Linked DNA regions of Mus musculus: region 1 is linked to region 2. Evidence: chromatin loops called from intact Hi-C (ENCODE). Cell type or tissue: gastrocnemius. All regions are shown on one strand. Links, peaks and the distances in the headings refer to the core of each region. The heading gives the core; the rest is flanking DNA.

Evidence for each region. A loop is a pair of places that touch in the nucleus more often than their neighbours do. Peaks named below come from ENCODE experiments on the same cell type or tissue, not always from the same donor. Only the 100,000 strongest peaks of a DNase experiment are listed, where the experiment ranks them.
Region 1: it touches region 2 in a loop (4-fold over the local background); 3 of 42 quality-filtered maps call a loop at or near these places.

Annotation. Positions count from the first base shown.
Region 1 is chr14:32,655,259-32,670,408 of GRCm38, reverse strand. 3425401B19Rik (RIKEN cDNA 3425401B19 gene) reads left to right here. Exons shown (of 4, transcript NM_001195097.1): 2 at 1,959-2,052; 3 at 2,470-2,592; 4 at 6,231-11,290. The coding sequence starts at 6,403. The coding sequence ends at 10,641. Among named protein-coding and RNA genes, the nearest start is that of 3425401B19Rik, 22 kb to the left of the region's middle. In gastrocnemius, for the core only: no CTCF peak of the experiment used is centred there; no DNase peak of the experiment used is centred there; H3K4me3 peaks cover 831 bases; H3K27ac peaks cover 3,862 bases.
Region 2 is chr14:32,707,588-32,722,737 of GRCm38, reverse strand. Gm28651 (a long non-coding RNA gene) reads right to left here. Exons shown (of 5, transcript XR_874509.3): 2 at 3,603-3,704; 3 at 3,009-3,104. It also overlaps a transcript of 3425401B19Rik not described here. Among named protein-coding and RNA genes, the nearest start is that of Gm28651, 30 kb to the right of the region's middle. In gastrocnemius, for the core only: a CTCF peak has its summit at 7,071; no DNase peak of the experiment used is centred there.

The DNA of each region.
Region 1 (15,150 bases), core at 2,926-10,925, 51 kb after region 2:
ATTTCTTCTTCCCACATAAGACACCTGAAAAAAACTTGAGGTCCATTCTTTTGATAGTCTGATAGCCAAAGAGGGGAGCAGGTGCCTCATTAGAATTTATTCATCCCTCCCAGGCAGGTGGGTTATGTCTATGTCCATGTTACAGAGCAAGGAGAGAACCGTTAGCTAAAAGCAGAAGAAACATACAGAAAGGAAGGGAAGGCAAAAAGTGGACCCGAGCAGGACAAGGAGGAGCCAAGGGAACTTGCGGGAAGCCAGCAGTCTTAAGTGTAGCCAGAAATTCAGTCAGACCAGCAGTCCCAGACCCTTGGAAGATTCATCCAGGAGCAACAAACAAAAGCCAACGGCAAAGCCTGTGAGATAAGGTTCTCCTCGGGAAAGGCAGGCGCAGCAGGCGCAGGAAGCGTGTAGGGAAACAGCTGCTTTGAAAGGTTGGGGCCCCGTGGAGAAATTCACCCCACCCCAGGTACATGTTCACTATGTCCCCCATGCATGCATCAGCTCCTATTCTCACACAGCTCAGCCCTGCACAGCGTGTCCTGTCACCCCAATCATGTGCCAGAGGACTCACGAGCCTAGGTGGGCTTCTTTCAAATGGCTCCTAGGAGTGAACAAGGTGCTGCCATGGCCAGTGGAGACTATCCCAGCAGCCATGACAATGAACCTATGAGGCAGGTGAGTCAGGGGAGGTCTAAGCACAGAATGGCAGGGCCTCCACATACTGACAATAAGCGCCACCATGTCATTCTCGCCTAGGTCATGTCTATGTACGGCAGTAGCTGGCTTGAACTCCCCTCCCTGCTGTACTTCAGAGGAGCTGCTGGCCATGCAATGCATTTTATTTGGTGATATAAATTAGTCAATCCAATCTTTTCAGATGCTCTTGGGGCCTAAAGTCAGGTCCCTTTGTCACCAAACTCACTATCATCTTGCTCTTTCAACCATTTGCATTTGTGCGTGCCTTGGTTTGCTTGGGTTAGGGTCTAAATCATGATACTCAGTTGAAAGTGTTGCCACATCCGTGTTGGTGTGCTCAGCATGCAGGCATATAATATCCTCTTTCCAGGTTCAAAGAACCTTCTAGCTTGTGAGAGAAAGAATCAATCATCAATTTGTAGAACATATGGATCCTGATATCTGATCTGTCACAGCGCAGTGTGCTCTGGGAAAAGCAACGGCAGCATGCTGTGGGAACAGGAAAGAGACCCATCAAAGCCAGCTGGGGAGTCGAGATGGGCCTCGCCGTATGGCAGTACACACAAAGTGCCTCTCTGATTCTCTAAAGAAATATGCTCCCCAAATTTGAGTTATTATGATTATTAATATTATTAATAAACTAGCTTAGGCTAGATTAATATCCAGGAGCTACAATCTGGAGAAGGTCTGGAGGAAGCCCCAAGGGTCTGCCTTTAGGATTTGCACAGTGGCTTTATTTTAATTAGTTTACCTTCATCCTGAGCACGCTGGAAACCCTCCTGGGCAGCTTTGGGGTTCTTTTAGCTGTCAGAATAGATACTCACACCTCCTGCCAACAATAAATCGAACACCGCAGCTGTCTGCTGAGTGGACTTGAATTGGCTGTTCTACGTCCCTTTACTGCAAAAACTAAGTTACCAACTTAGTTGGGAAGGGGCCTTTGCCCAGATTTTACTAGGAAAGAAGAGGTTCAGAACTGGTTCACTCCTGTCAGAAATCCCTCGTAGGCTTACCAGGAGTTCAGAGAGATTCTTTAGACCACCAGCAAGTTCATGGATTTGGGGAAGAATATATATTAACTATGTATTGTTTTTTTTTTTACCAAAAAGTATCTATATTTAGATTTCAATGCATTTTAATGTAAATATAAAGGATTGTCAGCCAACTACCTTATAAGCTGTACTATTGACACTTGAAGACAGTTCTTCTATTGAGGTTCTGCCTCTTGTTTCACTGAAAACATATTTTCCTCTTCATTCTAGATGGGCAGTGATGACAGCAAATCTCAGCACGCAAACATGTTTGAAAAACACAGATCCTAAAAGCCAGGCCCCTGCAGCCCCACTGCCGTAACAGGTAGGTGAGTAAGTCAGCATTCCATCACCATAGCAAACATCAGAGATGATTGACTCAAGAAGGAAAAAGTCCGTTTTGGCTCATTTGAGTGTTGGTTCCATGGATTTAACACTGTAGAGAAGAATGTCATGGAGAGTAGGTAGGGAAGGTAGTGGCTCACTTCACTGCAGCCTGTTAGCAGTGTGGAGGAGGGCCACCGGCTTCCCGCTACACCACACCTTCTCAGCTTTTAACATTTTCCAGTAGTTTCAAACTGGAGATTGGGGGAGGGGGATACCAGGTCCAAATCAGAGCCCAGTGGAGCCAACCCAAAAGTCTGCATCAGGAAATACCTTCTGCAGTTTACAAATGGGCCAAAGGTACTGCTGGGGAGGGCAGGATTGCAGCCTGTGCAATGACTATCCCATTTGACTCCAGGGATCATCCAGAATTGAAGAAATCCTCTGAATAAAGCTGGTGCGCAGAAGCCATGTGGGTTTTTCCTGAGCATCAGTGAGCATCTCCCCTGTCTGTGTGGAACCACACTGAACCCAAGATCAGGTAAGGTTACGTGCAAGAACCTGAACATACAAAAGAAAATGGTTCCGTGTGAGAAGGAGACTCATGACACCTGTGTTAGTACATGCCGGCAATCCCAGCACTTGGTGGGTGGAGACAAGAGGTTCAAGGTCATTCTGGGCTATATGAGAACTGGTCTCAAAAAAACAGAATATGGTGCTCAGGTTAGAGGCTGAAGTTCGTGGAGAGCACCCTGAGAGTTCTCCTCCTGAGAACTCCCTAGCATGTGTCAGCGCCTGAGCATCTCCAGGACAAACGGCAATGGATGCGTGTCCCCTAGTCATGCAGTCTGAGGAGTTCAGCAGGCACCTTGACTATTACATAAAGCTCAGGGGTATTACAGTAAACAAGGTGATCCAGAAACAAAAGGACAAAATACTGCAAGATTACAAAGCAGAACTGAGGGCTGGGAGATTCGGTAGGTGGCAGAGCAAAGCCCAGCAACATAAAAATATAAAGGCGTATCCCTGCAAGCGTAGTGCTGGGCAGCAGTGGCAGGAGGATGGTCAGTCCGTAAGCTTACACAGCCCTCTCATCTCAAAGAAACAAATCAGAAAAAAGCAAGTGAGATAGAGAAGGTGGGAAATAGGAGAGAGATGACCAGGGAGATGGCACTTTATGGACAGAGTGTCACTTTTATAAGCTTGAACCGAGCTGGAAAGGGATAGCAATAGGATCGCTACCGCAAGTGTGTGCTCGATGTAGTTAAGACGGAAAACTTTATATCGCGTCTATTTCACCAAAGCTTTTAAAGTAGAGAATGTGAAGAGTGGTTGAGCTGAGGAACAGGCAGGATGAGGGGAGAGCCAGGGATCATGGAATCACTCAGAAAGAATGGAAGCCAGTCTCCTGACAGCAGTGCGCAGTGATGACGCTTCTGGAGCCCAGGGAGGAGCCACAGTCGCAGCGCAGCCACCGTTGCAGGAAGGAGGCAGGAGGGAGGAGCATCTTCTGGGTGGGGCTCTGAGATGAGTGGCAACCTGTGAACAGACTGCCCCATGCGCCTAAGCTCCAGGTGCACACTGTATATATAACATGTGCACGAGGAACAAGGAAGCAATGAGACTAAGAAGGGACAGCCCAATGGAAGGTCAGAGAAGGACTCTGCAAACATAACCCACCTGAACGTTAGGCTCTGCAGAACAAAAGCAGTAAGATTCCAAATGATAGACACACCACCTCGGAACTAGCCCCAGCACATTTCTAAAGTCAGCATGGTTAACTACAGGCACCATACTCCACAGGACAGCTCTGGGCCTTATTCTCATGAAAAGAATCAAAACTTTAGGGGCTGACAAGATGGCTCAGTAGGTAAAGGCATTTGTCACAAAGCCTGACTGACAGCCTGAGCTTGACGCCCTGTACTCGTGTGACTGAAGAAGAGAACAGACTCCCGAAAGCTTGACTTCTTGTCCCCACACATACATGGTGGCACCTACATGCTTACACACAAAAGAGAAGAAAGAAGAAGAAGGAGAAATAAATAATTAAAACTTTGCTTTCCATTCTGTTTTGTTTCTAGGAATTTGATTTTTTTTAGATTCCTCACATAAATGGGATCCCATCACTTATTCATCTTCTGTGCCTGGTTTCTCACACTTAGCACAATGTCCTCTAGCTTCAGCTATGTGGTCACTAACATCAGGCCTTCCTTTGTTTTTAAGCATGCACAATGTTCTAATGTGTGCATGCCACATTCCCCTATTCATTCACGTGTCCGTGAATATTTAGGCTGCTTCCATGTTTGGTCTGTTGATAATAGTGTTACCCAGAGAGAGCCATGTCTCTGTAGGCCCTGGCTGCATCACGCTGGCTATATACACTTGGCTATATTGAGGAACTCTTATGACAGTGACTGTAATGATTATGGTGCTTATAAAGACTAACTCACATCTCTTTTTTTAGGTATTTTCTTCATTTACATTTCCAATGCTATCCCAAAAATCCCCCCATACCCTCCCCCCACTCCCACTTCTTGGCCCTGGGGTTCCCCTGTACTGAGGTATATAAAGCTTGCAAGACCGATGGGCCTCTCTTTCCAATGGTCGCCAACTAGGCCATCTTCTGATACATATGCAGCTAGAAACACAAGCTCTGGGGGGAGGGGGTACTGGTTAGTTCATATTGTTGTTCCACCTATAGGGTTGCAGACCCCTTTAGCTCCTTGGGTACTTTCTCTAGCTCCTCCACTGGGGGCCCTGTGATCCATCCAATGGCTGACTGTGAGCATCCACTTCTGTGTTTGCTAGACCCCAGCATAGCCTCACAAGAGACAGCTATATCTGGGTCCTTTCAGCAAAATCTTGCTAGTGTATGCAATGGTGTCAGCGTTTGGAGGCTGATTATGGGATGGATCCCCGGGTATGGCAGTCTCTAGATGGTTCATCCTTTCGTCTCAGTTCCAAACTTTGTCTCTGTAACCCCTTCCACGGGTGTTTTGTTCCCAGTTCTAAGAAGGGGCAAAGTGTCCACATTTTGGTCTTTGTTCTTCTTGAGTTTCATGTGTTTTGCAGATTGTATCTTGTATCTTGAGTATTCTAAGTTTCTGGGCTAATATCCACTTATCAGTGAGTACATATCATGTGAGTTCTTTTGTGATTGGGACTAACTCATATCTTAATGTACTTATTTTATTTTATGTGTATGAGGATTTTGCCTGTATGTCCATCACAGGTATGCCTGGTGCCTGCAGAGGTCAGAAGAGGTCATCAGATCCTTAGAACAGAAGTTACAGACAGTTGTGAGATGCCCTGTAGGTACTGGAAACCCAGGCTCTGTTCTCCTGTTAGAACAACCTATACTCTAACCACTGAGCCATCACTCCAGTCCCTAATTTACACTGTTAATCGCAGTGGGAAGTGGCTTTCTTTCCCTTCATCGCTTTATTTTTCATTTTATTTATTTTCTGGGCTGTATGTATAGATATGCACATGCCATGATTCTGAGTAGGGGGGTCAGAGGCTAGCTAGTGAGAGATGGTTCTCTTCTTTCACCATGTGGGTCCTGGGACTAAGCTCGGGTCAGCAGCCTTGCCGGCATGAACTTTACCTCCTGAGCTGTCTCCCCACACACCTCTTTGGGTCATTGTTGGTTGGTTTTTCACTAGTTAACCTAACACAAGCCCCCATCCTCACTATGATTTTAACTTATGCTTCCCAGACAATTAGTGCCGCTGAGCAGGTGTTGCTATGCCTATTCACCATTACATAGGCATTCCTTACATGCTTTTGATGTTGATTCTTTACAGGATACACAGTTGCCTTCTTATCCTGGTGATGATTTCCTTTGCTACATAGAAGCCTTTTAGTTTGATGTAGTCACACGCAGCCATTTCGCCATATCCCCTCAATCATCTTTCCTCTCAAGGCCTTGAACTGCTTAGATGGTATTCACTGAATGACACAAGATAATCTGCTTTGCCTGAAGTCTACTTTTTTTTAATGCTAATCACATCCAAGAAATACTGTCATGACAATGAACTGCTAACCAAAAATAGTGCACTTGAAGTTGACACACGAAGTTCACTACAGGTACACACATTTATCCATTTAAGACTGACAGTTGTATAGATTAGTTAAGCTGCGGATCCTATTCACATCACGTACCTCTTCCGTTTACAGAGAGAAAAAAGAACATCCAGCTGCCATTGTAACTAACTGGTCATCTCAAAGCCCCACCTTGGGACAGGTGGGTTTCTCTTAACCCTCACCGGCATCTCACAGAACCGCACCTAACAGCTGACAGACACGTCCAAACAGAAGCTGACGGAGACAGTCCTACGGAAGCTGACAGATGATGCAGGGAAACAAAAAATGCACAGACGGGTTCAGTGATACCTCCAGCATCGGCAGTGTGCTGGATGAAGCAGACAGGGAGGTGAGCAACCTCACAGACAGGGCATTCCGAAGTCTGTGCATCTCGGAGGACACATCCTTCCATGACTCTGACCTGGCCCTGTCCCCAGATGTCACCAGCCAGGTGTCGGGGACTTTTCACCAGGAAACAGTGGGCCATGCCAACAGGAAAAGTGGGATTTGGAGCCAGCTTCCATCTCAAGGCACAGAGCATTCTGGCTGGGCAGCCACCTTCCAACAGCAACCCAAGTACGTTCAGGGCGAAGAAAAGTACCCCAAAACCAGTCCTCTGCCAACCCCAGTCCAGAGGAGACTGGAGGTGCCCATTTCAGGCTTGAGGAGCAGCAGCAAACCCATCTCCAAAGTCTCATCACTCATTAGATCCTTTGACAGGACAGAGACTCAATCTTGTGACAGCCGGCCTCCTCCCAGCAAGCCTCCGGCTCTCAAAAATCCCCCCAAGTTTGCACATCCCCCAGAAAGTGGTGTCAACTTCTGCTTCGATTCGGCCTTTCTGACCGTCAGGAGGGTGCCTGCTGAAGTCTCCAACACCCATCAGGGCAGCCATCAGTCTGGCAGGGCTCCTGGAGAACAAGAGTCTCCCAAGAACCCAGAAATAGCCTCTCACAGCTCAGACAGCCTCCTCCGGACACCTGACCATGTGGCTGGCTCATTTGAGCCAAGGTATCCCTCTCCACCTCTCAAGCCAGCCACAGCTGAGCCAGGAAGAGGGAAGGAGTGGATTCCAAGGAGGACTTTTCTGCACAGTGAAAACAGTGCCTTTGAGTCGTGGGACACCCACCAACCAAAGCTCCGGGAGAGAAAGGACATTGCTGAAACCACCCCAGAAAGCAAAGCCCCCAAACATTATGAAGACATGCCTTTGCTAAAGGAGCCCTACCCTGCAGAGTCCAAAGGCTCCCCCTACCAGGCCCGAGCTAACTGTGCCCAGGAAGAGAACAGGTCACCGTCAGGGAGCCAATCCACATCTGGAGCCTGGGGTGCCAGGGATCCAGGATCCCAGCTATTCCCTGTAGAGGGGAATGCTTCACAGATTGACCCTCAGGTGAAGCGGAGTAAGGCCCCATGGAGGAAGCCAAAGACTGGCAAAGGAGGGACAGATGGTCCACCTGATGCTTTGGAAGACAAGAAACAGCCCAATAGGAGAGGTCTACCTCTGTATTCAAAACTTAACCCTCAGGGTCAACTTCCAGAAAACGGTGTTCTAGACATGCCAGAAGAGTCCAATGACCATTACAATCCCCCTTTTAACATCAGCAAACTCCTCACCCCAATTATATCTACAAAGCATGTCCTGGAAACTTCAGACACCCAACCAGTGGAAATAAGCCCATCCCCTCCAGGACAGCTAAATGGATACCAGGAGAAGGAGTCCAGTGAGGCTCAGTCTCGGGATAGCTACAAATCCAAAGCGCCCAGCCTGCTGTTCAACCTAAAAGATGTTCGGAAACGTGTCAAGAGTACATACAGCCCCTTGCCTCTCTTAAAAGGCTTTGATGAGAAAACCAGAGGTAAACTTGATAGCAAGCAAGAACCTCTGAGCAATGGGGTCACCCTTCCCGATGGGCTTGAAGAAAACCCTCCCACAGAGCTCTTGCCAGATAATGTCCCTGGTGTTTTGCACAGCAGCACCCAGAAGGATCCTGCTATCAACTCTAGAGAATCCTTTGCAGTCAGCCACCCGACCTTCAGTTCACCTTCAGCTAGCTCCCAAACCCACTTCTGTGTCAATGGGGAAGCTGCAGAAAGTAACAGTAATGAGAAGGAAGAAGCCAACGGAGAGTCAGAGCTGGATCCCTCCAAGGGTGGCGGGCATCCAGACTGCAGGGAAAACCTTCCTCGGAAACATCTCTCCCTGAAACTCTTCAACAGGGAGTCTGAAATGGGACCGGCTATGGCGGAAATGAAGCCCCACCAGCTAGAGAATGGGCTCTCGAGATCTGTCTCCCAGGAGACAGAGACTGAGCGAGAAACGGGGTTCCAGAGTCTACCCTTGAACCAGAAGTTCTCCCCAGGACCCCTTTCCCCTGAGGAGGAGGATGTGTTTTACAGCGACAGCCAGTCTGATTTTACTCCGTGCCGCCAAACAAAGGCTAAATTCAGCACCAGCTCCTCAGACCAATCCTTTGCTTCTTTTGAAGATCAGCAGAAGGTATGCTTTACAGAAGGCCCCCAGGAAGACAGGAAGAGCCATGTGAGTGCAGGTGACAAGCAGAGGGACGAGACGGCGGTGGAGAAAGAAGAGTCACAGCAATGTGCCTCACGTAATGAACACAGAGGTGTGGACGAGCAGAGACAGGAGGAAATACAAAGAAAAGCACAAGGTGTTTCAGGAGGAAGACCCAGGAAAGCATCCGCAGAGGACCTCAGTGCCAGAGGCTCGTGGATGGGGGCTGATAAGGACACAGCTCATACACACGCCAAGGACCCAACCCCCTTGCCAGCCTCTACCAACAAGCACAGACTGTTCCCAATTAAAGACAACACACTCAGGGCCACCCCGGTGATAAAGCCTATTATTCTGCCTCTCCTGAGGACAGTCTCCTCAGAGGACTCACTGAGCAGTGGACACCAAGAGAATGAATTGCCAAAGCAACTGTGGGGCGAAGATGCTGGCGGCCTTAGTGCTTCAGAAAGCCAAGAAATGCCTAACACCCCACTCTCCAATAACGACGTGCCGGGCACCCAGCACAGGTGTATGGTGTGTGAGGACGTGCAGGAAGACCCGGTACACACCGCAGCCCAGGATGAGACTTCTCAGCAAACCCGGAAGGGGAGTTTCTCTTTTCTACCACCGGTGGAAGAGGAAAACAGAATGAAACCATCCCCAGATACGGCAGGTGAAGGGCTAGCACAAGAGAAAAGCAAATCAGCAGACTTGGGGAAACTGGGGGTTCCACAGCGTATCCCCACTATCGCTTTACTCCCGGATGACTTAGAAGACTCGCCCCCATCGCTACCACAACATACCTATTGGGAAGAACAAGGTTTCAAAGGCCACTTTTTGTCTGCACCGAGAGCAGGACCGTCTGGAAGAAGGCTTGTCCCCAGTGAGGCAGAGACTTCCCCCAACCCCAGCTCTCTAGGAGAGAGCAGCACTTGCTCTCCCGCAGCCAGCAGTATTTGGGAAGAGGCTTCCCAGGCCGCTGGGGAACACTGGCAGCGCCAAGAGCCTCCTGGCCCCAACCCCTGGGCCAGCCCGGGCCCTACGGGGCTAACTCGGAGGGAGGACATGACCCATGGCCTCACATGGGAAGCTGAAGGTTCGGATCCCTCAGATTTCAGGGCCCTCTCTCCGAGAGGCATTTTGCTAGCTGATGCTGCTGAGAAACCTGAGCCCCCTGCTCTGCTGGAGAAGGCGGCAGGCAAGCCCCCTGCAGTCCCTCCCAAGACGGAGAAGGCCCTGCGCAGGGCGAAGAAGCTGGCAAGCAAGAGGAGGAAGAGTGATCAGTTGCTGGAGAAGCATACGGAGGCCTGGGAGGGCAAGTCCTTCACAGAGGACACTCAGGGGACAGAGCGAAGGCCTGTGTCTCCTGGAAAGGGGCCTCGGCCCAGGTTCCCTGCCATTCGCTCCTTGCCCCCGCCCACGCACCGCCACTCAGTGTCCTGTGGCTGGGAGCCCACAGGGAGGCGGCCTTGGGGACCCCAGTCCCTCACGCCTCTTCCCCCTTACCCCGCCACCCAGAAGGTGCTCCAGGATCCCCAGTCAGGACAATACTTCGTCTTCGACGTGCCTCTCCAAGTGAAAATCAAGACTTTCTATGACCCTGAGACTGGCAAGTATGTCAAGGTCTCTGTCCCATCCTCTGAGGAGGCCTCCTCAGAGCCACCTCTGCAGGATGCCCTGGCTGCTCCCTACCTACTGTACCCCGGCTTCCGGCCAGTGCCTGTGACTTCCGTGATGCCCCTGCGCTGCTCCTCTCAGCTTGCAGCCCCCACCTTTCTCAGGCAGGGTTCTGGCCATAGGCCCCAGAGTTCCCAGGGCAGTCGACTGCAGCCACCCCCTGAACGGCTGGGCGAGTCTACCCAGCATGCCTCTGGCCAGTGCCCCCGTGGGCCTTCCCATAGTCCAGAGAAAGAGAGTGCAGAAGCTCCAAGACTAAGTATCATCTCCACAGACGACCTAGAGGACTTTGCCACAGAGGGTGTTTCTTGAGAATTGCAGCAGACTGATCTCCTCCACTCTCACAAACAAGAAAGGCTTACAGTCACAGACCCTCTCCAACAGTGTATCTATCTATCTATCTATCTATCTATCTATCTATCTATCTATCTATCTATCTATCTATCATCTATCTAGACACACATACACACACACACATTTCAACTCATACTTAGCCATTTGAGATCCCTATAGTCCAAAAAGAACTGGGGACCCCTGTAGGCTCCTTAAGGCCAAGATTCACTCCCCTCTTCCCAGTCATCTCGATGCTTCTCTGATCCTGCAGTGGAGGGGGGGGGCGCAAGGGGGAGGGACATGGCACGGGACATCCATCAGCCATCCTAAGATTCTCCTTCTCAAGGGTTGGCCTCCTCAAAGAAGTTCCCAGAAATGCTGAACCCTGCAGCAAGGTGGGAAGTATCGCGCCACACCCAACCTGGGGTCAAGCATAGCACATAGCAACAGAGTTTTAGGTCCTCTCAGGTGGCACTGGCTAAGAGCAGACCCAAGGCAATCTTGCAGAAGTGATCACTTGCAGAGAGGGTTTTCCTCGTGGTGGGAACTTTGTCTCCAAAGAAGATCTTCTGATAAAGCAAAAGTTAACATTTAAAATGTGAAACAAGTTTGCCAGTGTGGTCCTGTCCCTGGACTCTTGTCTTTCTTCTGTGTGGGTTCTCAACTAGAAGGTAAAAGGGGTCATGAACCCTGCAGCCCCCTCCCCGGGAGCTGCCAAGACCCTCTTCCTCCTTCAACCCCTACCCTGTACTTTCTCAGTCCAGGTCTGTAGCTCCTGCAGGGGATACAGATGATGGTCACAGCAAATGAGATGAACTGAGGAAACCAAGTCAGACATTACTGACTGGTTCCTGTGTCCTCCTCTCAAATGGGAAGACAGAAGGGACCAGATACAATCGACCACCCTCCTGCAGTTCACAGGATTGGCATCCACACTGGGAATGGGAAGTTTGAGCATAGCTCACCATGTCTTTTAAAAAAAAACAAAAAACAAAAAACAGGATTTGAAGCAATATTCTGAGTCAGGATTTGAGTTCAGGATTTTGTATCAAATTATTTTCCTAGCAAGTGAAGCCACACCTGACTTCCATGATGGAAATGCCCCCAGAGACTCCCACTTACCCATGCCTCTCTATTTGGCTACTACACTTGTCAGACCAGAACTCCTGGTCAGAAGTTCAAGTCACTTGCCCCACAAATATGCCTCACCCAAGACAATAGCAAGAGATAAGACAGATGTGTTTGTGTGATGCCACCAAGTCACCTCCAGGGTCCTCTCTGCTACATTATCATCTGACTAGGATATTTTTTAAAAATCTCATTTTGAAAGTCTCAAGTCCCCTAGAAAAGAAGTACCTAACCAAAGAGTCTGGGGCTTAACACTCACTATTGTTAGAGGGGAAATGGCTAGGACAATTTGGGGAAAGCCGTCTTGGAGGCAGTATTGACAGAGCTATAAACAGACGCCAAAAGCTCATCAGAAGGGTGTTTAGAGGTCAGGGTTAACGCCCCTTGGATTTAGTAGAGGAGTGGGGCTCAGGCAGACGATGGGGTCTACTCACATTGGGAAGAAGGTCATGTCATGGAGTCCTGGAGCCCAGCAAGCCCGTCCTCACTCACAGCAAAGCATCCGTGGTCCTGCATTCAGAGGGTAGCTTGGGGAATAAAAGGTAAGTCTCCACCAACTCACTGGCCAGTGATCTCTTTCAGCCTCTCCCTGTCAAGGGGAAATGACAATGCTCACTTATCCTCTGTTTCTTCTTTCCCTTTCCCTTTCCCTTTCCCTTTCCCTTTCCCTTTCCCTTTGCTTCCCTTTCCTTTCCCTTCCCCTTCCCCTTCCCCTTCCCCTTTCCCTTTCCCTTTCCTTTTTCCTTCCCCTTCCCTTTTCCCTTTCCCTTCCCCTTTCCCTTTCCCTTTCCCTTTCCCCTTCCCCTTCCCCTTCCCCTTCCCTTTCCCTTTCCCCTTCCCTTCCCCTTCCCCTTTCCCTTTCCTTTTCCCTTTCCCCTTCCCCTTCCCTTTCCCTTTCCCTTCCCTTTCCCTTTCCCTTTCCCTTTCCCCTTCCCTTCCCTTCCCTTTCCCTTTCCCTTTCCCTTTCCCTTTCCCTTTCCCTTTCCCTTCCCTTCCCTTTCCTTTCCTTTCCCTTTCCCTTTCCCTTTCCCTTTCCCTTTCCCTTCCCTTTCTCTTTCCCTTTCCCTTTTCCCTTCCCTTTCCCTTCCCTTCCCTTCCCTTCCTTTCCCTTCCCTTTCTTTCTTTTCTTTCCTTCTTTCTTCCATCCTTCTGTCTTTCCTTTTTTCTTTCTTTCTGCCTGCCTGCCTGTGTGTGTGTCTCTCTTTCCTTCCTCTATCCCTCCTTTTCTCCTGCCTTCTTTTCTTCCTTTTTTCCTCTCTTCCTCCTTCCTTTTTGCAAATCTTTGCACTATGATAGATACTTCAATTGGACACCAAAATTGTCATGGTAAAATTTGGTCTCTGTACACTTGGAGTTCCAGTATAACAGACAAGGAAGACAATTACCATCCCGTATGTTCAGGAATTTAGAGGTAGCTCTGAGGAGCACCCTACTCAGCACAGAAGGAAAGGGGCCTTCCTTGGGCAGATGGCATCTGAACCAAGTCAAGACATCTAAGGTATGCATGGGCCCAGGAAGACAGAAGGCGTCTCCCAGGTTTTATTTATCAAAGATGACATTGATCAAATACCAAGAGATTTGTCATACCATATCAAAATACATTGACTTAGCTAATTATTCATTATTATTTCTAATCAGAGTGAGAACTGAAATTATAGCCTCAAGAGATAAACTTATTGATATATCCTTCAGCTTTTGAACTGATATTTTACTCATTTGGTTGTCCCCCACCCCACCCCCCAAAAAAATCCCTCCTTTTGCCACTGTATTGAATAAGAAAGTAGTGAGAAATATGAATGGGTGTAGTTTGTGGAGACTGTGGATGTTGCCTACAACGCCTCTGTAGAAGGCTGGCCATTTTTCTATTAGCTGGAGCTCCTTTGTCTCATGGGAGGTGCACTCAAATGTTCTGGAACTCTTAAGCTAGAATGGCCAAGAGCTTACATGGTGTATTGTGTTCTCCCTGCAGAGACAGACCTCAGCCCCACTAGAGGTACCTCTTTGGCCTTTACTACAATAGAAACAGTCTCACAGGGAAGGCCTGTGCCAAGGGCTTGAACCTCTCTCATTTTTAGGTGGACATCCTTATCACCTAATTGGCACTGCACTAAATGCAGTCCCCCTACTTGTCAGCACTCTCCCAACAGAGAGCTGACTTGAACCCTAGAATCCCAGTGTGCATCATCCCTTGCCTAGGTGGCAATGGATTACCTACACAGTGAGTTCTGAGAAGCTGAGCCTGGACAGAGTCAAGGTGGGGCCCTGCCTTCCAGTCTGATGCATTTTCTGGTACACAGAAGGGCAGCTTACCGGCCTCCTACTTGGCGTTAGAGTAAGTGGCAGTAAGGCTGGTTTACACGCTGTGGGAGAGCACCATCTCCAGCAGCCTGAGCTACCTCCACTTACCATGGGCAGCTGGGATTGTTGGCTCCTGTGGCTGGAACAAACAACAGAAGCCAAGAAACTCTTTCCTAGGACAAGGTATCAGGATCCAGGTATCATAACAGCTTTCCATAACCCAAGCTACGTGTAAGGGATACAAAGCTGAAGTCTAAACAGAGTGGACTTATGCAAATAAAGTGGGGACCATCTGCATATAAAAGAGGAGATCGCAAGGAAAATCTGAATTGCTTATGTGTAAAAGGTATACCAGCCCAGACAGTACCATGAAGTTAGGCACAACTGTTGTGTAGTAGGTCCTTAACAACATGCAGGTATAAAGCCAAGCTGAGCAGACAACTCTGGTCCATACCACAAGAGCTTGTCACCATTAAACTCCATTTAGGCTTCCTCAGTGTCTTATCTCCAGAGCTCTCACAGTAGAGTGCCCCGCGTCTTTGTTCTTCCAGGTGTCTTGAGGCATTGTTAGGAAGGAGGTCTTTCCTTCCCAGGATTCTGATCAACACAAGTAGATACTTGAAGAAAGAATTCTGCTGACCTTCATACCCAAGCAGGGAGGTGTATTATTATGTTTTCCTGAGGCTTTAAGAAAAGCCTGAGGCTGTGTGCCTTACAAAGAAAGAGTTTTATCTGGTTCAGAGGTCAGGTGGCTAGGAGGTCCAGACAGGATTGTGGTGAGACTAACAGCATGGTGGAGAAACCAGGAAAGGAACTAGAAACAGACTATAGGCAGAAGGGGCATGGCACAAGAGATCAGAAGTGTGAGCTACTTCTCTTGTTGTTATGATAAAAGCAACTTAGGGAAGGAAAGTTTTATTTTGGCTCGAAGTTTGATGTCAGGGAAGGCATGATGTCGAGAGCCTGAGGCAGGCAGTCCTATTGCATCTGCAGTCCGGAAGCAAAGAGAGATGCTGGTACTCAGCTCTCAGGTTTCTTTTTTTCTTTGGTCCAGGACCCAAG
Region 2 (15,150 bases), core at 3,972-11,971:
TTAGTAGAGAGCTTTATTACATTTTAAATGAGACATAGAAAAAGTGGGGGGTGGGAAGCATAGTGGTACCTAAACATAAAAGCTCACATCTGTGCTCCTAGCTATAGGGGGGCTGGGCAGGGACAGCACCTGAGTCTCAACTTAAGGAACAGAGCAAAATCCAGCCCCAAAATAATGAAATATGGGCAGAAAACAAAATAGTTCACTGGGTAAAGATCCTGCCAAGCAAGCATGAGGACCTACATTCAAGTCCCCTGAACCTACATACAAAACTGGGCATCTGTAGCCCCAAAGCTGGAGGGGGGGAAAGAGACGGATACCTACAGCTGGTTGGCCAGCCAGTCTAGCCAGAATGGTGAATGTCAGGTTAAGTGAGAGACTGTCTCCAAAATGAAAGAGGAACAAAAATGAAGTCAGACACTGGATGTTGACCTTCAGCCTCCACGAGCAGGTATACACATGTCCACACAGCCACACTCACAAGCTCTGAGGACTTGCTTATCTCTATCTCTGCAGAGCTGGGATCCAAGCATGTGCCACCACAGCCAGCTTGTATATGTGTGCAGGCAACAAACCCCAGTCCTCATGTGAGAGAGGGAGGGAGGGAGGGAGGGAGGGAGGGAGGGAGGGAGGGAGGGAGGCAGAGAGGGAGGAAGGGAGGGAGGGAGGCAGAGAGGGAGGGAGGGAGGCAGAGAGGGAGAGAGGGAGGGAGGGAGGGAGGGAGGGAGAGAGGGGGGGCAGAGAGGGAGAGAGGGAGAGAGGCAGAGAGGGAGAGAAGCAGAGAGGCAGAGAGGCAGAGAGGCAGAGAGGCAGAGAAGGAAAGGGAGAGAAAGAGAGGGAGAGGGAGAGGGAGAGAGGGAGAGAGAGAGAGAGGCAGAGGGGGAGAGGCAGGGAGGGAGAGAGAGAGGCAGAGGGAGAGAGGCAGAGAGGGAAAGGGAGAGGCAGAGAGGGAGAGGGAGGGGGAGAGGCAGAGAGGGAGGGGGAGGGGGAGGGAGAGGGGGAGGGAGAGGGGGAGAGGGAGAGACAGTTAGAGAAAAGGAGAGGAAGTGGAAGGAAGTCTTTACCACCATGGTGAAACAGCACAAGCATGTGGTCCAGGCTGGCACAGTATGGTCTGGGGAAAAGAAACAGGATGCTTCCTGGGGACAAGCTAAGCATTATGTCATTACAGTCGACAGAATTATAAACTACCAAGACTCAACAAAACTGGTCAATAAATTATAAATCAATAAGATTGCTGAGAATAAGAAGAATGAATACAAATCAATACCCCAGTACAGGGGAATGCCAGGACCAAGAAGCAGGAGTCGGTGGGTAGGGGTGCAGGGAAAAGGGAGGGTATAGGGAACTTTCGTGATAGCATTTGAAATGTATTTAAAGAAAATATAATAAATAAAAATAAATAAATAAATAATACAAATCAAGACTATCATAAATACAAACAATAATAATTTAAAAGTCGCATCCATTAGAATTTTTGTTGCTGTGACAAAATTCATAAGACAAGCAGTTTAAAGGGAGGAAGGATCTGTTTGAGGTCAGTGTCAGGGGCTTCATGGCTTCATTTATTCTGCACCATTAGTGACCAGCACCATGGGAGTGAATGACAGAGACTTTGGGCTGTGTAGTGAATCAGAGCCATAAAACCAGCATAGTATCAAAATGACTGCCTCATACTAGACTAATAGATTTCTCCTTTTTGTTCATTTGATTTTTTTTTTCGTTTGGTTGGTTTGTTTTGTTGTTGATGATGTTGCTTTGCTTTCAAGTCTTGCCCAAGCCGACCATGAACTCTCTCTCCCAATCCCCCTGCCTCAGCCTCCCATTTGCTGAAATAGTGACTTGTTCATGATAACTAGTTTCAGACTAAATATTGAAAGCAGAAAAAAAAAACAGCATAGCACATGTGTGTCAGCAACACAAATAACTGACAAATGTTAGCAGGATCTATAAAATAATATTTTAATATATGAAGAGGAGACATTGCAAGTATATTGCTAAGTTGCCATAGAGTCTCATTAATAGGCACTAATAGATGAAAAGAGTGAGCCAGTGCTCACTGCTCTCCAATTACACAGTGAATAGAATCCCTACCAAATACCAGTGGAATCGTTTAATGAAACAAGTATTTATAAAATAATTCCAAACTTAAAAAAATAAACAAGTGAGAAAGGTTGGAAGCAGTTTTCAAAAGCAGGGGGAGTCGGCTTGCCAAATTCTAAAGTGTGCTGTGAAGTTCCAACCATTAAGTGTTTCATTGGCAGGAGAATGTGCAAACAGATCAATAGAACAGGCTAAGCGTTCACAGAAGGGATGTCAAAGACGTGTAAGACTCAGAGAGTGATAGAGGGAACATCGCACACAAGGGGGAAGGAGTGGGTGAATCAACAAATAGTATTTTTATTTATGAAGGAAACCTCGGGGATGGGAGAAATAAACTCATGTCAGTAATTACTGCAACTGGGGTGTGGCCATGCTCGCAAAATCAACAACAGAAACAGCACACGGGAAAATGCTAACATACTAAGTCATGTTACCTATAAAGATTGTGTACATCTAGTATCAAAGATACCTCACTTCAAGTAGAGGTGAGAACATGGGTCCTAGGATATGGATCGCTGGTACAGCAGGTGTTTTTACCCAGACAGCCTTGGGTTCTATCTCTAACACTCAAAGAAAAAAGAAAGAAAATGAAAGTCCAGCTAGGACATGCTGGAAAGAGATTATTTTCAGCTAGCACACACAAAAGTAAATTGTCATATTATTTAAAGAACTGTCCCAAGTCAGATAAGAACCAACCAAAAATCTAGACACTAGTAGAAGCACAGACCGGACCTGAAGGCCCAGTGCACGGTGAGTAGATTGCAAATTTTGGCTGTTCCATCTGCACTGCGGTGGCAATGGAATGGAGTTTCCTTTCTTCTTGGTTTTAAGGTTGAGTATGACAATTCAGTAACACAGGCTCTGGTCGGGTGTAGTGGCGCACGTACTCAGCACTCGGCACTTACCACTCAGCACTCAGCACTTGGCACTCAGGTGGATCTCCTTGTGTTCAGGGCCACAGAGCTTTCTAGGTCTGCCAGGGACACATAGTGAGACTCTTTCTAAAACAAACCAGCAAACAAACACTTCTAATGAGTGCACAAATTTGGGAGCCTCAAAACATGTCTCTCTACTTAATAATTCCATTTCTTCACATCTAAGCTTTAAAAATGTGAGCACAGCCCCAGAAGATGGGAACCTGGCCATAGACAGCCCAGTGTTGCCATGCTCCAAATAAAACCCTCCACCTTTGACCAGCTTGATAAAGTCCACATTGACTCAGTCCTTTGGACAAAGGTTTGGGTTTTTGTTATTTTGTTTTCAGTGTATAGAAAATTGAGATCCAATACAATGACAAGATATACTGCAGAGAAATCCTTCACTTTCCGAAAAGTATCGTGTATGACAGTAGTAATTGGGCAGTGGACATGGGACAGATTAAGAGGAAAGGTTTGGGGAGACAACTGCTATGACACAGACTCTAACACTGTAGTTGTGACAGCCGGCTTTCCTGAAGATCAAAGGACAATGCTTTGAAGCGTTCTTACCGGAATCCTTACCCTCCAGAGAGTGGGCTGGGCCTCTCCTTAAGCGAGAGTCTCTGAGGCAGGATGAGGAGCTTCTCCCCAAAGCAGTGATGTTTCATCACCAGGTCAACCTCCCTAAACAAAGAGAAGAGGTTGGTGAGATGTCCAATGTATGTTTGTGTTTCTGTGTGTGTATCTGTGTCTGTATGTCTGTTGTGTGTCTATCTGTGTGAGTCTGTCTGTGTCTGTGTGTCTATGTGTCTCTGTGTGTCTCTGTGTGTGTGTCCTCATCCGTCTCTGCCTGTGTCACTGTGTGTGTCTGTGTCTGTGTCTCTATGTCTGCTGATACATACAATGCCAGTGCTCTCCTACTGAGCTCCACTCCCAGCCTCTCAACAGAATCTTGAAGTAAAATAGAAAAGATATTTATGTAGTCCTTCTGCTACTGACTTCTGTTACAGAAGAATTAGCCACCGTTCATTACGATAGTGATAATTATACAATACATAAAATATACTGTGTAGATCAAATATGCAATTAAATAATTATCATTTTATAAGCTTTTATGGGATGATGAGCAAGGTTAACTACAGAGGGAGATGGAAGCTTCTGTTTCATTCTTTCTCCCTTTTATTCAGGTCAGGATCCCAGCCTAGGAGCCGGAGCTACCCACAGTCATGATGTGTCTCCCACCTCAGCTAGACTTCTCCGAAAACATCCTTCCAGGCATGCCCACAGGCTTGTCTCCTGGGTGATTCTACGTCTTTTCAAATAGCGAGTGAGTGTTAACCATCTGTGTTATTTAGGTATTTGTCACCTTGACACAAGGCATGATTATCTGGGAAGAGGGAACCTCAATTGAGAAACGGTCGTAAGTAGGTGGAACATTGTCTTGATTGATGGTTGATGTGGGAGGGCACAGTCCACTGTGGGTGGGTGGTTCTACACCAAAGCAGGCTGAACAAGCCACGAGATGCAAATGCTTCAGTTCTTGCCTCCAGGTTCCTACCTTGAGTTCCTTACCTGGTTCCCCTTCATGAGCTGTGACCGGAACATAAAAGCCAGCCTTTTTCTCCCCAAGTTTTTGATCATAGTCTTTAGAAAGTAAATTAAGACACTATCACATTCAGCTTTCCATTACTATAACAAATACCTAAGATGGATCAAATTATAAAATCTCCATGAAAGGGCAGATTCACTGTTTCCAAGCCTCCAATAAGAATGTGGTATTCATACTTCCAAGGACTAGAAATTCTCCCACTGGGTTCTACATCTTTTGAGTCCTCACCTCGACAGTGCCAAGCTAGAGACCAAGCTTTTAACACCCAAGGAGTGCTCCATACTCAAACTGAGCAAGGGCTCCACTGAGGGAGTCCCCGAGCCTTGGCTTCAGGAATCAGAATCCTAGAGTGCTATTCTGGTAGAAATTAAGCTGTTTCTCCTAGGACATGGGATTTGACTTGAATGTCTGAGATGATTGCCTCAGGATGAGAGGATTCCTGCCTCCATTTTTAGCTGCCTGGAGCTCTTTTCTTCCACCATTCAGACAGGCTTCTTAGAGCAGAGAAACTTAAGCAATGTATCCAGCCTTCCATAGGTCATGGCACACATACAGCATACCACTGAACAGAGGGGTTACCTACAAGTTGAAGGTGACAGCTGCCCTTTCTTTTCCTCTGCTATCTCCCAGGAGAGATATACACATAGCAAACCATTGGAGCACATGCCGTTAACCCCAGCACTAGGGGACAGGGTGAGTCTCTATGAATTCAATACCAGCTTGATCTACATAGTGAGTTCTAGGCTAGCCAAGACTACATAATGAGAAACTGTCAAAGAAGAAAAAGGAAGGGGGGAGGGAGAGCAGGAGAGGGTAAGAAAGAGGAAGAAGAAAAGAACAAGAAAAACAAAAACAAGAAGAACTCTGTCTAGTTATCTTTCCTCCATCGCAGGGAGTGATCAAAGGCCTCGGGGCACCTGTTCTGAGAGCCTAGCTTTAGGTGTCTGAAGACCCAGAGCCAAAGCCTGGGGTGAACAGCAGGCCATTATTTATCTGTGATGTCTTCATACTCAGGGCCGCGCATGGTCAACCTGATGGAAAGTCTAGTTTTTCCTCTTGAGACTAGTGACAATCTCTTACCACTGCAACTGCGTGAGTTGGTGATTCAGGAGGGACTTGAAAGAAACCAACTTTGCTGATTTCTGTGGGCGTGGATGGACTGGATGTGGCTTGTGGTCAGACTGCATGGCTGTCACCCAGATGTACTTCCTCACATCATACAGAAAGAGATGAAGGTGAGAGTGAGGGCAGAGGTACCCTTCCACCTCTAACTGTGTTGCTTATTTCCCATTCCAAGCCTCAGTGAATGTCCCTGGGTCAAGTGAGAATATGCCAAAACCATTAGCAAACATCTATCACCATTAACAAATAGATTATAAACCAATACTAAAGAGTCAACTGCCAACACCATGACAATGCTTCCCACCAGCCTGGCCGTGATACTGCAGCGTTACTTACCCAAGGACCTCTGGGCTGGGTTTGCCCTAGACAGTAGAACACAGACCAAAGCCATACCTGGTAATGCCTCTGCTAGGCCAACACATAGGAACTTAAAGAACCCTAGGGTATCAGGCACAGCCTTGTACCAGCTCATCCCCCAAGGCCAATATCTAGTGGTCCTCATGATCTCCACCTCCATTTTCTGGGTATTTGTTCTAGGGTGGCCCTCTTTGTCACAGCCCTGGAGTTGTTTGCCCTCTGAGCCTATGGGAGCTATAAGAAGAAAGACTATAGGTAGAGGCCTTACATAGGTCATATACATAGGCTCAGAGATGTGAGAGCCTCTCTGGAAGCCCTGGGAGGTCTCAGCAGGTCAATCCTCTCTACAACCTTTCACATCACATCTGAGGCCAGAACAAGTACTTCCAAATCCTTTGGCTGTGGTTTGGGGGCCATTCCAGGTGCTTGGACATATTTAGTCACTGTCAGATCAACTCTACAACCATGAAAGCAATGCTCATTTCCCATAGTCATTTATCATGCATACAAGAGCAGCTAGAGTTCTGTCAGTGGTGCAGCAAAGTGGGTAGTAGGGCTCTGACCTGCTTGGCTTTTTCAACCCTGACCAGAACTAAAGCAATGACTTCTCTCAAAAACAAATGAACAAAAAAAAAAAAATCCAAGCACTTTGTTACAGTCAAGACTGTGATGACCAAAATATCAAGGGATAATACAGTGTGCCACTGAGAGTCCCCTTTGAGGGAGAAGCTGATAACCAAGTATTTAGGATGCTATTAGTAAGCAGCCCTTTTGAAGGCATCTCCATCCACTGACTGATGAAAGCCCAAGGATGAACAACTGGCCACTCCCACCCAACCCAAGACATTCTGCAGTCCCCTCTACCACAGCTCTCAGGGGTGTTGGCTGAGTCTCCCCCAATTAAGATCTTAGCTGATGTTTCCCTCTGTCCACACCTGCCCCTTGCCCTCATCTGGCCACAGGGTGGAGGCGTGGTTTCAAGAACCTTCATTCCTTGTCTTCTGAATCCAAGTCAGTATCTGAAGTCAGTGAGACATAATACAACATTTGTACGCTTTTCCATAGAACTGAAGGATCCTTGAAGTACATTTTAAATTGATTGTATATATGCATATAATATGTTTTGATCACATCTACTCCTTATTCCCTCTCCAACTCCTCCCCTATACCAACTACCACTACTCCATCCCAACTTTGTGTGTTCTCAGGACCACTGAGTCACCGAACGAGACTAAGTGCATGGCAGTATGTCAGTGAAAAGGACACAGGCAAAGCGATGGGTCACCTCCACTGCAAGTGCTATGGAATGAGTCTCATTGCTTGGAAAGGAGCCTGCTGGCCCCCAGCCTTCCCCAGCCACAAAGTGTATTCTCAGCAGCCTGCAAGGAGTGCCCACTCCCGACAGAAGTCTAGGACTCTCTGGGAAGAAACAGTAAGAGAGCCTCAGCCCTCAAAGAACCTCCAGGCTCCTGTCTACCAGTGTCTGTCACTGGTGCAAATGTGGGGAGCCTTGTGATCCCCAGGCCCGGCTGACAATGTTCCAAGTTACACCGAGCTCTCGCAGACTTTGCAGGAGAACCCTTCGCTCCAAACCACTAATGAACTCCTTCCAGCTCCAGCTTTAATTAGTTTTCATTGCAATATTAATGATCCCAACAAACCATTTCAACTTTGCTGGTGCACAGCTGGAATTCCTTTATTTGGCATTTGGTCTCTTTATAAGAGAATCCCAGGCGCCTCCTCCTCTCGGCTTGCCCCATCGAGGGGGAATAAGATCACACTCTTACTTTGCTTATCCCTTGGCCAGCCCAGGGACAGTAGCTTTAATAATTCTGAAGCTGGGAGCATTAAACACATCACAAACTGCCATACAAATAACATATAATATAACTCCAGGATTTTAATTACAGTGACTAATATATGTACCAACTCTGAAATCTCTACGGTACCATTAGGCCACATGCATGGACATTATTGGGAGGCTTAAAATGTGCACAAGGTGTGCCATTAGTTGATCCAAGACCTTCCAGGTCTAGAGTTTTCACCTGGGACTTGAAATTCATTTCTTGGGCAGTTTGAACCACCCAGCCAAAGGCAGTGCTTCTTTCATTAGTGGCGATGAAAAATGATTAAACTTTGTCTCCAGCTCAGGTCAGCTTGTGTTGAACATGTCTGGGCTCGATGGCAGAGCAGTGAGGAGTTCTAGGTGGGTTCCTCTGGCTCCTTATTTTTCTCTGAGGGAGAAAAGCAGCAGCAAACTGATATGAAACTGTGGACCCCCCCTGAAACTTGTCAGCCTGGCCTTGCTGGAAAGTGACCTGGACTTCTATGGGAATTTACCCAGTGTTCAGTGTGGGATCCTTCCAGACATATGGCAGGAGCTGAATTAGTCCCAGAATTAGTCCATTTGCTGTTGCTGAAACACAATGCCTGAGGCTGAGTATTTTGTAAAGCAAAGGAGTTTATTCACATTTTAGAAACTGAAAGTCCAGGATAGTGTCTCCATGTTTGAACGGTGGTGAGAGCCCCTCTGGGTGTTGTAGCATGGCAGAAAATAGGAAGAGAAGCAACAGTATCCAGAACAAGGCAAAGAATGCAGGTGACCTCACTAGTAACAATGAACTCTAATGAGAGCTGGCTCTTGAAACTAGAACGGATCTTTCTGAGGCTGGTATCCTATGGCCTAGTGATCGCCCACCAGACCCACCTCTTAAGGTACTTCACCACTTTTCAACACTACCATCCTGAGGACCAAGTATCCAGCACAGAAGCCATACTCAAACCATAGCAACCCCCACTGGGCCTTTCCAGTGAAAGACCAGCAACCTCAAAGACTAAAGAGCTTAGAGCACTCTGGTCTGGCATGGCTGACATCAGCACACAGCAGCCATGCTGTGGGATCAGCAGTAAGAAGCTCACGGTGACAGTACAATTCCAGAGGTGGAATCAACAGAAGTAGGTCCCAGACAGTGACTGAAAGGGTATCAGAGCAAGGAAAGCAAATTGGCCACACATAAGAGGGCATGGAAAGGGGGTGGTCACAGAATCTCACACTAGGGTGTAGAGCAGACCTTTCCAGAGTCCATGCTAGCAATGACAAAGCTTCTCCCACTCTCCTAGCAGTCGAAAATGTTTTTGCCCACAGCTTGGGACACAGCTCGTATCACAACCATTGACACAGAGACCATTGGCATGGCTTCCATATTTAAGAAGCTTCCATGACAAATTATCTGGGCAGGGGCTACAACAGAGACAAGTCTCCAGCCCAGGGTCTCTACATCCTCATCCTCAGAGGAGCATGGACTCACTGTGGCCAGAAGGCTATTCCTTATACGTGACCCTTCTCTGTAACCTCTGAAGCCCACTAGAAGGGGTAGCCTGGCTCCAGAAACCACCATAAGAACTGATTATCTCATTTCGCAGATCCTAGAAGTGGCCCTATAGCTCCTGGCAAGCTCCCCAAAACAGACCACAAAATGTAAGAGGATTAAGGGACCTATGTACAAAATGTTATAAAATATTTGTAAATAAAATACCATGTAATGTACCAGACCTACTTTATTCAATTATTATTTGATAATAAAATTATTAAACTATTATTTATCTATTTTCTGTGTGTGGCTTTTTTGCTCACATATATGTCTATGCGTGCATGTATGTGGTGCATGTCTGGTGCTTGTGGAGGCCAGAAGAGGGTGTTTGATTCTCTGGAACTGGAGTTACCAATAATCGTGAGTCTCCATGTGGATGCTGGGACTTGAACCTAGGTTATCTGGAAGAGTAGCCATTGCTCTTAGCCACCAACATCCAAGGAAAGAGAAACCTACCTGACATCTTGAAAAAATAAGCCAAAGCTGATTAGAGACTTACATAATGAACCAAAGCCATAAACATCCTTAGATCGGGACTAAATCACCCTCATCTAAAGCTAGACAGACGATGTTTGACTTGATCCCCAAAGCACCATCCATAAGTAGAAGAAAAAAGATAAGCACAAGCAATTATCAAAATAAAATCTGTCCATACAGAGCCTTAAAAGAATAAAGGGGCCTACAGAAAGCATCCAGATGTGTAAAAAAAAAAAAAAAAAAAAAAACCTTAAAAGCAATTAAAGAAATTTCTACACTCGAAAGGAAGCAAGTAACTTAGTCAAAGATGGACAGAGGTGAACACAACTCTTTTACCAAGAAAAGTGCATCCATACAGCTGCAAGCAAGGTCATATATGATTTCAGAATCACGGGGCATCTGCCAAGGAAGACACTGAACACTATCTATAAGACCAAGACAATGCGTGACAGAGAGGATCAGGTCCCTCGCATGCTGCCAGAGGTCATACAGGAAGTGGTGTGGCTGCTTGAAACTTCTTTACAAACTGTCTTCCATGGATAGTTGTATAAAAACATCTTCACACAGAACCCTGGACAAGGCAGCCTGGTTAGAGGCTTGGGAAGAGTGTGAATAATATGGAAACTGACCAATCCCAAAGAGGAGTGAAGGTGGAGAGGCACTGCAGAGCTCTGCTGACGAGGGCACAAGCTTGACACCTGCCACATCCATTTCTTGGATTCATCTAAGTCCATGTCCCAAAACACCTTTTTAAGTGCCACTGACAACTCGTGTGTATGTGACAGTTAAGTTCCTCTTGCTTCAGGGACTGTGAGTCCTCCTGTTGGGCACCCTCTAGGTGCCTTTCACTTCCTATCTGAGACTTTCTTCTGGTTCCAGGGCACCTGGACACAACTATGGGGCCCCAGTGAACACCCATACCACAAAGTCCCAAAGTACATGGGTATTTATTTATATCTAGGATCACCCTTGATCTATGGAAGGATGGGATTCAAATGATGAATGAACTCTATCTAAGCAAACCCCAGGGGGTTTTATGCTAGTTCAAAAAGCTACTAGGATATTTGTGCCAGATAGCATAGTATTCCTACATATTAGCTACAGAAAACCCCCAACTGCAACCTTGAACCGACTTTCACTGTATCTCGGTGCACTTCTCATCTTAAACACAACCTCCCTGGACTTTGTCCCAAATGCACTACCTGTCTCAAGCCTTTAGCTTAAGCTTTGATGAAGGTACCCAAGATGAGATAACTCGAAAGTCTTAACAAGTGCTAAGGTTGTCATGTTCCCTGCTGCCTTGTGGTAGAATTGGTCTCCTTGGAGCTACTGGTACCAACATGAGGAGATAATGATGGAGCAGGTATGGTGGGAAGGTGGGGTCTAGGCTCTGAGTCTGACCACGGTGAATATATAATCCAAGTGAGTGGTCAGAGCCATCAAATCTGGATGGCAAGTGATCTTCCAGGATCCAAGTCAAGGTCAAACCCTCAGGTGCAAGGCAGGTGAAGTAACAGAATCAAGAAACTTACTCGAACACTGCTCTGGAAGGCAGGGTATGACTAGCTTTCTATCCAAGGTCTCTGAACAAGCTGGCCCACCCTGGAGCGCCACTTGTCTCAAATGACTGGCATTGGGCGGGTTGGCACCTGACATCCAGGGACCCTGTAACCCATATAAGGAGTAAGATCTTGAGAAAGCAGGTGACATTTTTGCTTTGAGAGTAAGACAAGTCTCTGCCATGATAGCTGGCTTTGTAAGTGAGAGTTTGAACTACCCTGAAGGTAGTTTAAGCTACTGGTAATCACTCTAGAGGCAGAGGTATCGCTCACAAGAATAGGAGATTTAGTAAGGCCATGGCCTTCCTGATCCAACAGACTGGAAATTCATATTAGTTTCTTTAATTAGAAAAAATTTCATTAGAAACCTCTAGAAACATCATATACCCTGTTGAGTAAGGTAAAACATCATGCAGAAAAACATAAGTGCTAACAAACTTTTAAAAAGACAATAAATAAATAAATAAATAAATAAATAAATAAATAAATAAATAAATACCACTAGCCCAGGGGCATGAAACAGAACAGGAACCTTCTATCACATTTCATGAGTAACACCAAGTGCCTGAATAAAGCCCAATGGCCACTAGTCCATCCAGCCTTCCATCCACCCATTCACCTGTCTAGTCCTCCATCTGCCCATTCTTAGGTTTGATCACCACTTGCTTCCATCTATCCACCCACTTATCCATCTGTTCACTTATATATCCCTTCATTCACCGGGCTCTTACAGAGTTCCCCATCCACCCATCTACCCTTCCATCCATCTACCCCTCATCATCCATCTACCCATCTATCCACCCATCCACCACCCATCCACCTATCCACCCATCCACCCTTCCATCCATCTGCCCCTCCATCCATCCACCCAACCATTCATCCATCTGTCCATCTATTCTTTCTATGATTCATTTACCCATTCCTTCATTCAGCAGTCATTTTCAGTGTTCCCCATCCATTTATCCATCTGCCCATCCATCTATCCTTCCATTCCTTCATTCTGCAGGCCTTTGCAGAGTTCCAGGAACCCACATGGTGCTAGACCTTGAAAGATATCCATGACTGACACATCCTCATCCTCATGCAACTCATGGCCTCTGAGGAAATGGGCATCATACCCAGGACCCCTAGACAATAAAGTGATCCCACTGCCGTTTCGGTGCACCCCATATTTTCCTTATCGAATAGTATCGCAACTGTTTATTCTGGAACCTACAAACTCCATGACAGATTAACACCGTTGTACCACCTTAGAACTCTTTTGCGTGGATTAATGCACAGCCACCTAAGTAAGTAGGAAGTACAAAGCACAGGAAAAAGAAGACCCAGAGAGGTATCAAGTCAGTTTACCCAAGGTCACATAGGAAGTGCAACCTAAATACTTATGCCCTCTGTCATCACCTTTGTTATCCAGTAGGAGAGCAGGCTGGAGCTCTGTTTAGTGGGGAGGAAAGATCTCAGAACCTAGAGTAGTATCCGGCCATCCAGACCCTCAGCAATGTGATTCTGGGTAACCAGTCAAGTCTTAGAAATGAGTACAATGTACATCAGAGAAGGCAAAAATCCACAGTCTGCATCAGACAGAGGAAGACAGGAGATGGAGGGGGATGGGAGGGAAGAAGAGGGAGGGGCAGGGGCAAAGGAGAGAGCACCTGAAGACTATGGTCTGGGGTGCATGACTTGAAAGACGATCAGGGAGGCTCAGGCTCCTAGGGCAGGGCTAAATCAGAGGGCCCAACAGGAGTGTAAAATCACATTCAGGCCAGGGAGGTGGCAGACCCAGGGTTCCCAGCTGCTACAGGGACTGGGTACGGCCACCAGTGGGGAAAAGCCAACACATACAACTTAAAGGAGGAGGAGAAAATGAGGGCGTAAGTAAGAGGGTGCCAGCCAACGTGATGAGTAGAGGACATTGTCCCCACCTGAGCAACCACTTTCTAAGTGCCTCCTGCATGCATATACTGCATGCCACACCGCTCTAAGGGATCCAGCCTGGGACCCCAAACACTATTGTTGGATGGGTCTGTTCCTCCTCCTTTAACTGGGAAGGAAACTGAGCCTTTCCAAGTGTCCACGGCAACAGTGATGGGAAGAGTCTGCAAGCACCATAAGAGGATACCCAGGTCACCTGCTCTCAGCAAAGAACAGGGCAGAGTGACAGCTGATCAACTCTGTAAGCATCACGGTGGCAGGGTGCCAAGCTACAAATCATACCACATCATCAGGAGAGCCAGAGTAACCAGCAGGCGTCTCCACGTGCGTGGCCTGCTGACTCCAGCTGTCTTAGCTCAACCGGATCTATTGACCATTCAGTAATCCAGCCGATAGCTGGGCAGCTGACCCAGGAGCTCCACCACTGTCCAGCCCAAGATGACACCCAGCCTCCTCCCTAGCCCTGGGATTAGATGGTGTTAGTCACCATTAAAGAGCTGTCTTCAGAATCAGCACTGCCTAGGCAGGCTGAGACACCCCAGACACCAGGACAGAGGAGACAACAGGACGGAGGCACCCTGCACTCTCAGGATGGATCTATGTCTTGTGCTGTTTTTTTCAACCATCCTGGTTTGACTTACCTGTCAGTGATCATCGCAATAAATTTCATTTCTGACCCACTGCTGTGAATTGAATGGTGACCCCCACCTCCTCAAAAGCAAACAAACAAACAAAAAAAGTGTCCATAGCCTCGGGCCCAGACTCATGGACTATGACCTTACTTGGAGAAAGAGTCCCTGCAGGTGCGATTGCATTACTGAGACCGGCCCTAACCCCAGTGGTATGTGTGCTTTCATAAGCAGAAGTGTGGGGGCATCTGAGGGAGACAGAGAAGAAGTGGCACCTTTCCAGAGAGCTGGAGACTGAGGGGGCAGTGGGACCACCAGCTCTGGGAGAGGTAAAGAGGAGTCCTTGCATGGAGTCATGCGAACTTGCTTGATTCCCAGCTACCACTCTCCGTAATGTAAGGAAATACAACCTCTGAGCTGACTGCGTGTGGTCATTTACGGCAGCCACTGCATGGTTATCACACGTGGCTGGCAGCATCTGACCGAGTGAGCTGCTATTTGCAGGAGGACCTACAAGGCTGGCTGGGCCCGCTCTGTCTGTTCTTGGCGGGGAAGGGAATCCTGAGGTTACATCTGCCAGGGTGTGGAGCCCAGGGCAGGGGAAGATGAGAAATGGGTCTATTTATAAACAAATAGAGCCAGAGGGAGGGCACAGGGTCAAGAGAGGGCTTCACCAAGGTCAGAGGCCTGGCCCCAGGAGACAGGGGGACTATGCAGGGAAGAGCCAACACCAAGAGGAAGGCAGGGGCGGAGTCAGGGTACTCTGTACCTCTCAGAGTGCTGGGCCATGGTCCCTTTCTGAACAAGAATGCCCAGCCAGCTTCCAAGTCATATGTGGTGTTGGGCGAAAGGCAGGCTCCACTGGACTGGGCGTGAGCAGATTCTTTCCTGCTGTCTCATTGCTTCTCCAGGGGAGGAAGCAAGAGTGCCCTGGAGGGTGCCCCTCTGGGCCCAGTCTGTGGACCCTTGTGCCTGCCCTTCTTCCGCCGTTTTGAGGGGATCACCATCAGGGTAAGTGAACCACTGTGTCCTTAGGGTGGAGGGATTTAATGAGAGGAGTGATGTTCAGTCTGG